Regions from separate parts of the Homo sapiens genome. Here region 1 is linked to region 2. A link is a contact called in ENCODE Hi-C or POLR2A ChIA-PET data. All regions are on one chromosome and are shown on one strand. Each heading gives the region's core, a stretch centred on a gene start or an enhancer-like site at or near the end of the contact. The rest is flanking DNA. Distances are from core to core; before and after follow the strand shown. Region 1 has its middle 30 kb from the start of PPARGC1A. Region 2 overlaps LOC105374524 (a long non-coding RNA gene).

Region 1 (7,002 bases), core at 3,147-5,646, 590 kb after region 2:
AGATTTATATGTGCATGTGTGTGTTTATGAAAACATAATTTTTAAAGAGCTAGATGCACACGATATACTGCTCTGAAACCTGCTTTTTTAAAAAAAACATATCATGGGTGTTTCATCTCATATCTCACGTGAGTAAATAAAGATCTATATCATTCTACATAATAGCTGCCTACTATTCCATTGTATGAAAGTGCCTTGATTTATTTAGGCAATACTCCATTCACAGACAGTTAAGTTGTTTCCAATTTGTGAAAGTGCTTTGTAAACTACAAAGTAATATACAAATGTTAGTTATCATCACCACCATTTAAAAAATAAATATCCAGACATTATCATTAAACTTGTGAAGGTCTTCTCTCACTATTTCTTTAACCGGCTGGAAGTGGTGCTTCGATCTAATTGTATTAACATGAACATTTTTAAAACATGACATTTATGGATTCCACAACTGAACACACGCAAAAACACAAATGAACTACTGAGTCAGAACTAGGGGAAGGTGTTGTGGACTATTCCCAAGAGCCTGTTTCTCAGTACAACGACTGTGTTCTTGTTCCCCGCACATGCTACCTCACCCTCCTCTGCCTGTAGATTGACATCACTCACTGACTGCTGCCCTTTTCCCCAGAACCTACCCATGGCCTCAGAATTTTTGACAATGAACTCCAAGTAGTCATTATGAAGCAATTGGAACAGGCAGTAGAGACGAAATGTATTAGCTAAACCCATGTTGAAGATACAAAGAATAAAATGGGTACTTACTGAGTTGCTACCATGAAATGTGTACATGCTGTAAGTGGCAGATTTCACAGTTATATTACACCACTGCCCTCCTAGATTCTCAGCTCCTTGCTATTAGGAACCACATCATACTCTTTTCTGTGTTTTCTTTCTTTCTTTTTTTTTTTTTTTTGAGACAGAGTCCTGCTCTGTGGCCCAGGCTGTGCCATTCTCCTGCCTCAGCTTCCCGAGTAGCTGGGACTACAGGCGCCCGCCACCACGCCCGGCTAATTTTTTGTATTTTTAGTAGAGACGGGGTTTCACCGTGTTAGCCAGGATGGTCTTGATCTCCTGACCTCGTGATCTGCCTGCCTCGGCTTCCCAAAGTGCTGGGATTACAGGCGTGAGCCACCACGCCCGGCTTTTCTGTGTTTTCATCTTTTCCTGATAAAAGACCACATAAGGGTAGGTACTTAATCAATGTTGTTTATTTGTGGGTGAGCAGTTGAAATAATGAGTGAAGCCCCGATCTTATGTATTTTACAATCTCATTGATTGATAACTAAAATTAGTAGTGCCAATGTATTCTTTGAAAATTAAACCTGCCATATTATTTCTGGTAGGATGGGGTTTGGTAAGATATCCAAATGCATGAAAACAAGCAAATCAATATCGCCACTCTTTTTGTAACAATAAATTTTATCTATTAATTAATGTTGTGACTTAGAGCAAATGTGCATGGCAGGAAACAGAAGGCCCTGCTGATACCAATTTTACAGAAGGATGTAGTAGGTCCATTGAGATACATTGTGGATATCTATGCTATGGCTCCAGTGCCGGCATGAGCTGGATGGATTTAGCTTATAAAACTCTGGCCTTTCACCTGTTCAAGGCTACAATTAGCCCCTCTGTGAGTTTCATTCACTTAAAAAATATTTACTGCATGCCCAATAACTACCAGGCACTGCAATAAGTGCTAGATTTGGGGAGGTCCGACACAACAAAAATAATTTAAATTCTTTTTTTTTTCTTTTTTTTGGGGGGATGGAGTCTCCTTCTATTGCTCAGTCTGGAGTGCAGTGGCATGATCTCTGTTCACTACAACCTCAGCCCCCAGGTTCAAGCAATTCTCCTGCCTTAGCCCCCTGAGTAGCTGGAATTATAGGTGCCAGCCGTCATGCCCAGCTAATTTTTGCATTTTTAGTAGAGACGGGGTTTCACCATGTTTGCCAAGCTGGTCTTGAATGCCTGACCTCAAGTGAGGTCACCTCGGCCTCTCAAATTGCTGGGAATACAGGTGTGAGCCACAGCACCCAGTCAAAAATAATTTAAATTCAAAATCGATTATACATAAACATTTTGGGTCTCTTAATGAGACATCATGACAAATATTACTTATGGCTACCAAAGTTAGGGCTTGCATATTTTTATCTTCTAACATTAAAATATAAACCCATTGCTCTGGTCAGGAAGATCTTTTTACCCAACATGGAGGCTAGTCAGTAGATTTCATGGTCCCCTGTCTATTCTAACTATTTCATGCTGACTATCAGAAATTGTTTAAAAAATAATAAAAAGTAATAATGATTTGATCATTCCAGGGCTCTGGAAAAGTACTGCAATTAAGCAGAAATGTCTAACATGAATAAAGATAGGAGCAAGCGGCCTCTGTGTCAAGGATTTGCAATTCCTATCCTATACATTTCATGCAAACCCTGCTTCTCTGTCCTCTACTAGTCTCTCTGTTTATTCTGCTGGTTCTCTGTGACTTATTTTAGGACCCATCTATTTTATAAACCATGACCCAACATGGTTAACATTGAGTGCTTCTCCTATCCATACTGCACCTTCTAGCACTTGATTATAAATCAAGCCTCACCCTTCTCTAATTTCATCAATTGGATAGGTCCTATTTTTGAAAAAAATAATGTAAAACTCCTGAGGGCAGCAACTTTACATACACATTGTTTTAACTTGTATAGCACCAAGCATACTCCTAGCTATATCAAAAGTGCTCAACAGATACATTTAGGATAATGTTTATACTAGTCCTTATAAATGGTAGTTTGTTTCTACTGTGGTCAATTGCATTAGAAAAAAAATTAGTCTCAAACCCCTAAAAATTCGGCTTCACATACTTACCACATGCACAACTTTGGATCAATGTATTAAAATACATTGGGCCTCAGTTTCCCCATCTCTAAAATATAGAGATGGCAACACAAAGTCTCCAAGTCCCAGATTAACCTACCATCCTATGATTTTACACATCTTAGAAGGTATTATGCCTCAAGGAGGACTTTGGAGTTTGAAATATCTCTTTTCATCTAATAAAATGAGTAGTTCTTAAAAAAAAAAAAAAAGAAGTGAATTGTGAATCCCTTTAAGAGGCAGCTCAGATTTTGCTTACTCTCTCTTCTAAGTTCCCAATAAATGAATGGTGATTCTCTCCTCTTGCTTCAGCCCTTAAAAAAAGTCCATCCTCTTACTAATAGAAAATAGGATTTGAGTGATGGCCCTTACACTAATTGGTCAGGAGCCCTAGATAAAATATTGTTATTGACAGAATGTTCTCCCTTTTTCATGCACAGATAAAGTAGCTTAGCAGAACATACAGATAGAGAGCAGGTAGAGGACAAAGAAAGAGTGCCTGAAACTTGGATCAAATCGGAAGAATCAAGCCAGTGCAGTAAGGTTCTTGCTAATAAAAGATCCGCTAAGAGGATATAACAGAAGCCAGCATATTCAACAAGATAATGGGACAAGGGAAGCAAGAATCACCAGTGTCGAGTGAGAGGCTATGAAAAAAGCAAAGATCCAAAAGATCTGACTTGTTCTGTTTGACCCTTGAGGTCCACGTAGGAGCAAATGTAAATGAAATAATCTTAGAGACAGTGATTTTTAACTCAGCAAGAAGAGAGGTATGCATAAAGAAATCCCATCACAAGCTGTCAGAAACTATCTATTGATTTTAAAAAGATAAAACATAAAATGTTCAAAGGAACATCATAAATATAACAGTATGGGTTAAGATCAAGTACAGGGAAGCTTCTACCGGTGGGACTGTATTCTGCCATGGCAGGTGATGAACTAGCTCCATAAACTACCAGGTCTTTTCCCTGAAAAGAGCCTCTGGCTGCTACAACTTGATCTATCTAATTTTTAAAAAAATGAATCCAAGGTTAATATCTATATTAGTCCTTATAATGGTAGTTTGTTTATACTGTGGTCAAAATTTCAATTTGTCATCCATTACCACTGAACTAACTACTAGACTGCAGAAAACTCTATGTGGCCAGCAGCTTGGTGATGGATTGAAGGAAGCAGTAGCCATGACAGGGCCAGCAAATGCCTTTTACCCCTGGGTGATTTAATTCAGGCATAATAGTTGTACAGTTCAAAGCTTCATTTTCCCTGAAATTCTAAAGTTGACTATGAGAAACCCTGTCTTTTCTTCTCTCCACTTCAACTTTCTTCCTCCCAGCTCTATAATCCTCACCCTCCCCTAAACTCAGAAAAGGGGAAATTATACAGTGTTTTGCTAGAATTATTTTACATTATCTTCCATCTCCTACAGTGTCAGCGCTTGCCCTGCTACTGAAATGACTGAAGCCAGGACAGACTCAGGTTCCTATTTGGAAGTAGCAGGGAGGTTCCTCCCATTCTTCAAACCAGTTCAGCCACGGGGAGCCTGTTCCAGCCAGAACTCCCATCTCTGCTGAGGATATACCAGCCGCAGGACCCAGCCTGGGCTTGCCCGTCCAGTAAACAGCAAGGAGGCTAGAGGACACAACCCAGAGGACTGGGGGTTCTTCCATAAAAGGGACAATTGAGTCTCCCGTGCCACCCCCCACCCACTCCTACCACCTTTCTCAAAGGGAAAGGAGTGGGCTACACCACTTTGAGCACAGTGCAAAGCGAACAATTCCTTTCTCCCACACTCACCCCGTTCTTCTGAGGAATGGGGCTGACTTTGATTCTTCAGATTACATTCACAATTAAACTCTTTAAGACTTTGTACCCTGGGAAAACAGTAAACAACTCAACTCTTGTCCTCGGATAACCAAGTGCATGCGTGTGTGTGTGTGTGCGTCAGGGGACAGGGAGTATAAAAGAATTGAATTGAATGTGAAGGGATTCTTCAACTCCGGAGAAAGTCTACCACAAAGAGAAATGCATGTGGGTGAAACACCTTGTAATTTAAAACTATGTTTCTTCCAGCGTCTCCAGTTCTCGGCCTGAGCCAGGCATGGGATTCGGTTTGGCTGCCCTTACGTTAAAAATGCACTACACAGCAGACATCAGGGTGCCAGGCAGCTCATCATGTAAAGCCCCCAGGCACACTGAACACCATTTTGTTTGACATTTCACTGGCGACAATAGAACTGTCTGAAAATGCTCACACCCCACAGGCAGGTGGGAGGGGAGGGGTTAACGAGACAAGCGCACTTTGTGTGTGGCTCTCCTGGAATGTATTGGAAAAGGTACATGGAGCCTACTGAAAGCAAGTGTGGTTTTACTGGTGCATACTTCGTGGATTAGTTGGGAGTTGGAAATTATTTGGACTCAGTTTTCAAATGAAGGCTCAATCCTAAAAGTTAAAATAATAATGATTCTGTGGTTTAAAAGGAAACATGGCATTCACCTAAACGGAATACCTCTTCTTGGCCCCAAAATTATGGTGTGGTACTACAAGTGTCGGAGAGCACGTTCTACATGGTCAAGCCTTGCTTATTACCCAGGGACAGAGAATAATACCATTCATTCATTCATTCGTTCATTCATTCCACAAACATTTACTGAATATGCACAATGTTCATAAAATATTATGCATGCTTGAAGGTTAGCAGAGCAGAGAAAAAATGCCCAGATAATCAGAGATGGATTTTGACCTTATGGAATTTGCAGTCTTAAAGGGGAAATGCTACACAAACACCTAAGATCCTTCCAGAGAGTGCTAGGCAGAAATGTTAGGCATGTTAGACACAGACCTCTAATGGACTGGGTGCTTGGCACTCAAAGAGAAATTGATTCCAGCTGGGGCAAAGTCTATTGCTTAGCTTTGGTATCCAACAGAAGACCAGGAGTCCTCAACATCCCATCACATCAAGGAAGGAACATCTCCAAGACAACTTCACTTTCTTGCCAAAATATGCAGGTACACATCTATGTGTGGTCTGAATTTCTATAACCATCGAAGCGTTTCTCCTCCTTTCTTTCCCCCAGAAATGGCAGTGGAATAGATGCATTCACACAATAGCTAAGATGAACTCCATCATGTTTTAAGAGAGTTGGTTTTATTAGTTCAGTTAGTTCACTTTCCTTTGGTTTCATAATGTAAGAAACAAAAAGAGTAAGAGCAGTGCTTTATTTCAGTAGTATGGGGTAAGGCTTTAACTTTCTGGGTCTGAGGCGGAGGTTTCTGCTGGCATCTTAGCTTTCTGTGTGTTTGTTTGGTTTACTCCTGACAGAGACAATGGAATGCTTCAATGAAAACGCCCAACTCATTTTCCATCTATGAATGAACAGAAGGCATCCCGTGGCTAAGGAGGGATAAATATTCCGCGCCACTGGAGGCCTGCTGGCTCACCCGGGCTACACCACTATTGTACCCACTCTGGCTTCCACACGCAATTTACTAAAGTTTGTGCTGTTTCATGGCAAGGTGATTTATCACTGACACCTCTTTGCCATTTCAACTGGGGGCCACTGCAATGGGGCAAGGTTCAAGGAAGTTGGCCGAAACTGAAGCAGACATTTTATCAGCTAACTATTGCATTTTCTAGTTCTTGACTTTTCCCCAGGAGCTTTTGTTTTCATTTTGTTGGCTGCCTTTAACTCCTCTGATGCTGTACAACCCCAGGTTGTTTTTTTCTAAAAACAATAGAGCCTTTAGTACACTGGGTTTTGTTGCTTGTTTTTTTTTTTTTTTTTTTTATTTTTGGTGAAACGATATTAGGGCTCCTTACCTCTAACAACTGAGTCTTGCCATGGTTTTGAGTGTGAGGAAAGTATTACTGAAGGCATTTAATAGGTGGACAGACAGGTATGGAACTGTGTTGAGGGCCTTACATTATATGCAGGTCAGCAGAGGTAACAGAAACGTGGTTGTATGCTTGACTCACCCACTTGAAAACAATCCAATTCCATTATTTGTTCCTTTCACAACCTGTTCACGTGCTCAATCACTGATTTATTTATTCACCTATTCATTCATTCAACAATTGAGTGCCTAATATGAGAAATATTACTGTCCAGTGACAGCATGCTAGTAGACCAAAA
Region 2 (6,870 bases), core at 3,814-6,313:
AGACTTCTAAATCCCTTGTTTTGCTCAAACAAGTCTTAGTATTTGCTCTCAGGGAGTACTACCTCTTTGTTCAGCATAATGGGTGTAGCCTCAAATTTCACATCTCTGTACTGCTTTTTTTTTTTTTTTTCCTGAAGAATCTTAAAGAGATTTGGTCATCTTAAAATACCTTGACCTCTTGACCTCTTGACCTCTCTCCATGGTAAAAAATAAATAAATAAATAAATAAACCTTAGGCTATGCCAGACATACAAATACATTCACACTCCACTCTGAGTGGTGCTGTTAATTCACTTTGTCTTAAATGATGCTAACTTTAACTTTGATGGCTTTCACTGCTCACCTTGGAGGCTTCTAAAATGAATTGGTATATCCTCAGTGTTCTGAAGAGGCTTCAGTCCAATGCAACACCTTAGAAAAAAGAAGACATGACTTTAAGAGCATCCTTTTTCCTACCACTTAAACCTTCATAACTCTGAAGAAAAATTTAACCTTCATCCCATTCAGTGGCTCCTGTAAAGTCGTAAAGCTTTATTTTCCATTGATACACCCTTTCTAAGCAATAGAAGTATAAATAAAAAACAATTTCAGTAGAATGTGATATATTTTGTCCACGTTTGCATAACTTAAAGGCAGAATGAATTCAGTTTGGAGTACTCTCTCCATTCCCACAAAAATTTTTTCCTTGGGCTAAATCAAACATAGGAAATTTTTGCCTAAACACATTTCTTAAAGGAAAAGTCATAATCAATTGAAAAAAATAGCAACTGATAATGAAAATGGTTTTTTCAAGCATAGTGATAACGTTTGCTGCTGTGCATTCTATAAAAAGCTATTAGATTCCTATAACAGGACTGTGATATTGCTTTGCTTCCTGCTGCTGATTATAATTTTAAAGATGGAAAATCGAGATGCTTCTATTTTGCCCTATGAAATAAACCCTGACTTCTTGGTCATCCTGGTTTCGTATTTCTCTAGCTGAGACCAAAAATTTTCCTAGGCAGCAAAAAGAGAATTTACATTTTTAAAAATTTCTTCAAATAGAAGTACGCACTTTCTATTCTTGCTTCTGGGGTACAGTAACTTAAAAATTCTTGCTAGTTGAAAGTTGGATCTGTAAAAAAAATGGTTAACATACCATGTGATTGGAATTATAATTAATATTATACACAGGCTGTGGGGATGTAATGAAAAAAGATCCATGTCCATCTTAAAAAGAAATGTCAATCTTGTAGAACCTTCAAAAAGAGAGAACTCTTGGCTGTGGATAGTCATTGCCTTCCTACCTGGAATGCGGGATGATTAGACTTAATGACGCTTTTGGGGGCCAAAAAGAAGAGTTGTCTAAGAGTCATTAGGCTGCTTGCTCTGTGTGCCTTGATGAATCTGTATCTGAAGGCAATTTTAAATGAAAGCTCCAAAATGTTTTGCATCAAATTGGCATCACTGAACATTAGGCTCTTAAAATTAAAAGTACAGTAGCACAGTGTAGAGATTAAAAGCATGTTTTTGGAATCAGACATTCTTTTTTCAATCCTATCCAGCCCAAGCTAGCAGTTATTTAGGCCAGTTACTCAACCTCGATATAAGACTCAGTTTCCTCACCTATAAAATAGAGATAATATTACCTCCCTTCAATAGTTGTGAAGATTGTACAAGATAATATAAGTGAAGACTTACATAGTATCTGGTACAAAGTAAATACTTAATATATGGTAGTTAATATCATTATGACATCAGTATATATTTATGATACTTCATAGTTTACAAAGTACATTCAAATACTTATGTTGATTTAAGTTTCACCACAACCTATTTGTTCAGGTTTTATTATTCTCACATTATAGGAGAAGAAACTGAGGTTCAAGGACTAGTAACCAGCAGCAGATCACACAGCTGGAAGACAACTAAGAGCAAAAAAACGTTAGTCTTTTGATGGCTATATCAGGCCATGTTCTTCCCAGTACAGCAAACCTGAACCTCTGTGGATGATGATTAAAAAGAGAAATACAGTCTCATCTTAGAGATTATCCTTGTCTTTCCTAGACATTATTATTTTCACTTAAAAAAGTTGAAGCCTTACTTACATCAAAAGGTAAGGATGGGCCTCTTTAAGGTAAGGCATAAGTATTAATGCAACAGCTTTTAGTAAATTACTGTTATTTAAAATTCTTTCTGTGCTCCTCCAGCATGTGTAATAGCTTGCCTCATTTATGTTTTTTCTTATTCATTCATTCTCAATGGGCAAAATTTCTAATTCATTCAGTCTCTCCTGACACATTGTACTTGGCAGGTAATTCGTAATAAGCTTTAATTTTGAAAATGAACATTTGTCATTTGGGACCGTAACTTAGATAGTTTAAAAACACCAAACCCGCTGTGCAAACATCTGGAAAAGTTGATGATAGGGGACGGTTTGCTGCAGTCAACGTGTCTACCAAGCAAATGACAGAATCGGACTTAGAAAGGTCTGTTGTCAGAGCTCGCCAGTAATGATGATTTGTCTAGTAAGAGATATTAGAGGAAGAAGAGATGAAAAAAAAAGCATTTTCCATCCATTTGGCAAATGCATTTGCCATTATATGCGAGTTGCTAATTGATGCTTTAAATCTGTGATCATATGTGCTATTAAATATGAAACCTGTACACACAGACATACAGACTCATATTGATATGAGGATAGATGTCTGAGGTAAATTTAGAGATGAGAAAATTAATGCAAGATGCTTTACTTTGGAAGTAATTCCTTTGGGAATTGTCAGATGCCAGTCAGGTGCTTGTGTAAGTCACCTTTTTTTGTGAGGGCTGAAAGACCAGGAACAAGGTTCTAAGAATTTAGACCACTGGTTCTCTAGTAATGTATGCAGATAATCAAAGAAGTAACATGAAGAAAAATGATGATTTTAGTTTTAAAATATGATAATCTATTCTTCTTTAAAAATAATTAATATCACAAGACCTAAAGCCTTCTTGTTCACTCTCTTCTCCGGTAAGCTTCATTTTGAAAAAGGCTAAAAACTTTTAGGGAGATTCTCTAGGGAGTTCTGGACTTGACATGCGAAAGTGTCAGAGTCTAGCTTTCATAGTAATAGAGAGGTCAAGAATGCTGCTGAAAAGCATTCTGGGGCTTACCTTGAAATGGGATATTAAGTGGACTCCAGAATTTTAAAGGAGCCAGTCTAATACAGCTCCTTAAGATAAACTAGATGTACCTAAAATGTGACTGCTTTTAAGTAGTTGGGAGAAACAAACATGAACAGATATTTTTAAATTACAATATATAACTTCTTCCACAGAGGCACAATTAAAGTGCTAAGAAATCACTGCAGACAGAGAACCTGACACTGACAAGGAGAATTACATATGCATCAATGAGGAGCTGGCATTTTGGCTCAGTCTAGAAGTCATAGGAATTTTCCTGGAGAAAGTTTTTTCAAAGTGAATAGCATATGCAAAAATGGTAAGAACTATTGAGAAATAGAGAGATTTTCCTTGAATGCGAGTTCAGTGAGATTACAAGGTTTCCAATAGCTCCTTTTGGTAGTGAATAAAACTGAGTCAAATTTGCAGAAATCAGTAACTCAAGGGAATTCCTTCATTGGTCCTCTCACTAATGTGAGTGCATATGTGTGTGTTTTACGGGATGTGTGTGGGAGGGGATGTTTTTACTATTTCTCAGAGCCACACCCTACCTAAATATTGTACGCTCCAAGTAAATTGAGAAAATAAGTGTTGGAGATGGGGAGAATGGAAATGGAAAGATAAAGAAGAGTTTTATCTTTGAAAATAGATATTTATGGTACCTTATTTACTTTAAAATAAATGAGATACCTATTCATGCACATATCTCAGAATAATTACTGTATTTTCTAATGGGAGAAGCCTTAGAAAATATCCAGTTTATTGCCCTATTTTAAGAAATGAGGAAACTGAGTTTTAGAGAAGTTGAAACACGTTTTCCAACCATGGTTACTTGCAGATATAAAGAATAGAACTCAAATGTTTTCACTCTTAGTACAAAATTATTTCCTTTCTACCAATGCAGCTTTTAGACAAATCATCACATTATTAATTGATCAGTCAACAGTTTTTTATTGATTATACTACAATGGGCCTTATAACTGGGCTCTATAAGAAATGGGAAATAAAAAGAATGTATGAACTGAAGACAACCCATTAAAATATCAGAAAGACAAGGTAGCAGCAATTTTAAATGAGTCCCTGTATTAATTGCTGTTGCAGAACCTAATGTTACCAAATGTTCATTTGGATAAAGTGGATATCTGAAAATCATAACCTTGATTATTAGGTTGTCTGATATGTGCTGTGAATGAGAAGTAGGTAGACTTTATTTCACATGGTCATTCCAGTTGATTTACCGTGTTTTCTTCAGGCACTTTGCTGAGAAGAATTCTGAGGTCCTGTTTGATGTCAACAGAAAGAAATGCTATAATCAATGTGTAATGACAGCCATACTAGTGACAATAAGACCAGGTAATTATCAAATATGTAATCAGTATAATAATAAAATCTTATATTGTACCTTTCTTCGAAGAGCAAAGATTGTTTCCAAATTCGAGTCACGAAATTAAAACAGAAAGCCTTACTTCTTACTCCAGAGAATGACTGGATGCCAAAAGATTAAGTAAGCATCACTAATGTGCTTACATGAGACAATATTGTGGCCAATTATATTTCTATCCTGCCTACATTACTCAGATCTTAAGGTGATGTCACTATGCGTTTGAGTGTATGTATGTGTGTGTGTGTGTCTGTGTGTGTGTTATGACATTATACCTGGAGAGAAAAACAAATCACCAAGGCTGATTTCAGAAGAAGCTTTGGCATCCATATGCCACTCACCTTAATCATTTTTAAATCAGACTGTCCTTCAATCTTACGATTCAGTCAAGGAGCTAATTGTATCTTGTCAATGCCATAGATACCCTCAAAGTCCTATAAAAGATGTTCTGGGCTTATGTAGGCTGAATTAAAAGACATTCACTTGTGGTGGCTTTAAACCACATAGGATGACTCATCATATCAGTTATATCCACTTGTGCTGACGTTTGTCTTGCGTAACCATTGTGTTAAGTGCTTTCCATAAAAAGCCTTCATGCAAATCTTTTTTTTTTTTCCTGATCATTAAGGCACTTTAACACAAAGAGGTAGAACAGTACGTTGTAACCACATCCTGGGTTTGTTTCTCTGTAGGAAGATTGCTTTGTGCCTGAAAGCTGTACAGGATATTTAAAGACTAGAGCAAATGATTAAATTTACCCACTTTTTTTTTGTTCCTGGCAGCCTAAGCCCTAAGCTTTACCTGTCATTCAACTCATCTAAATGCCAAAGAAAAGGGCTGACACAGAGTAGAAATCTTGTCACATGACCTCACCCTCCTCCCCATCTCCTTTCTAAGGGCTCCTGCAATTGTCATTTACATTAAAGTTCCGTGCTTAGGCCTGCAGGTGGAGAATTGCTCTTTTGTTGAGAGTTAGTTTCTGTTACAGGTCAGAAAACAGAAGACTTTGTCAGAGGTTGGGCTGCTTTCTAAAGTAACTCATTGCCAGAATTTTCTAAACAAGAAAAAAAGCCAGAAAGCAAGGCAATTCTTGAAATGTTAGTACAAGATAAAGGTGTCCATTGGGAAATGAGCAACATGGCTCTGGGGTTCTCTTGAAATTCAGAGTTGAAGAATTTAGCAACACTGACACTTCTGACACGTAGAGGAAATGTGGGAGAAAATGCAGCAATTCAATAAATTCTACAAACATTTATATGCTACTGATAGGCTGGGCACTGCTCTAGGCCTCAGAGATACCAGAGACTGATTTAGACTATTTCTCCAGCTTCAAGGGGCCCAGCGTCTGTGAGAACAATTATGCATAAGCAGTTGTAGCAGAAGTACAGACTCAGTATAGTTGGAAGGGATTGAAGGGCACTGCAGAGTAAAATGAAACAGAGGGAATGGAAAGTTCTTCTCATGTCTCCCATCATCTTCGAGACTATTTTGAAGACATAAATACAGACATAGTGCAGTGTAGATAAATAGGCATGGCCTTTGGAACAAGTATGTCGTCAAATCATTTTCTGTCTAGGTGATCTTGGGTCAAGAAAGGTTAGGCAATAACCAGAGGATATTCCCTATATGTCTTCAAAATAAAGTCTATTGTTCTAAGACCATAGAAAATATGAAGATTTAACTGAAATAATGGTTCATATTTTAGCCTAAGTATATATCCTGTTATATAATCTGCTGTTACTTTCTTTTAATTATTTTTGTAGTGATTGTGAATTTCCTTTCTTCTTTAATCTTGTTTGTAATTAATTGGCTTTAGTGGATTCGGAACTAATGGATACTTTTCTTGAGATATTTAGAAAGTACAGAAAAATTCAGAAGGGAATGCTATGGTTTTAATGTTTGTCCCCTCCAAAACTCATGTGTTGAGAGCCTAATCATTAAGGCCACAATGTTGGGAGAGGGGGCTTAATGGGAGGTGTTTAGGTCTTGCGAGCTTTGCCTGCGTGAATTGATTAATGCCACAATAAAATGGTTTTTGAGAGTGGGCTCTCTCCCTTCCACTCTTCACCAATGTGAGAAGCAGCATTGCTCCACCTCTGAAGGAGACAGCATTCAAGGTGCCATCTTGGAGGCAGAGACCAGGCCCTCACCAGAAACCAAACCTGTTGGTACCTTGATCTTGGACTTTTCCACTTCCAGACCTATGAGAAATACATTTCTGTACTTTGTAAATTACCTAGTCTCAGGTATTCTGTTACAGCAGCACAAAACAAACTGAGACAAGGGAAATTAACCAATCTATAATCATCTTATCCCACCACCCAGACTTAATCACTGTTGGCATTTTC

Evidence for each region. Hi-C counts contacts between places; a loop is a spot of excess contacts on that map. ChIA-PET counts read pairs that join two places held with the same protein, here RNA polymerase II (POLR2A). Pooled maps may share reads with other maps.
Region 1: a map with no recorded cell type shows a loop between it and region 2 (2.5-fold over the local background). The contact joins two enhancer-like sites. A Hi-C loop is called at or near these places in 1 of 37 single-sample maps with no recorded cell type and 1 of 50 pooled maps. POLR2A ChIA-PET finds 5 or more read pairs at or near these places in 1 of 52 experiments (activated naive CD4-positive, alpha-beta T cell).

What each region holds. Positions count from the first base shown.
Region 1 is chr4:23,916,480-23,923,481 of GRCh38, forward strand. It overlaps a transcript of PPARGC1A not described here. Among named protein-coding and RNA genes, the nearest start is that of PPARGC1A, 30 kb to the left of the region's middle. Within about 2 kb of position 4,397, at least 2 of the 41 ENCODE cell types and tissues checked have a DNase peak (open chromatin) inside an H3K27ac peak, as active enhancers do.
Region 2 is chr4:23,329,033-23,335,902 of GRCh38, forward strand. LOC105374524 (a long non-coding RNA gene) reads left to right here. Exons shown (of 19, transcript XR_007058437.1): 14 at 1,848-1,923; 15 at 3,297-3,460; 16 at 4,394-4,494. It overlaps LOC105374523 (a long non-coding RNA gene), which reads right to left. Exons shown (of 4, transcript XR_925461.2): 3 at 344-411. Among named protein-coding and RNA genes, the nearest start is that of PPARGC1A-AS1, 440 kb to the right of the region's middle. RefSeq lists enhancers at 5,164-5,213, 5,274-5,503. Within about 2 kb of position 5,064, at least 4 of the 41 ENCODE cell types and tissues checked have a DNase peak (open chromatin) inside an H3K27ac peak, as active enhancers do.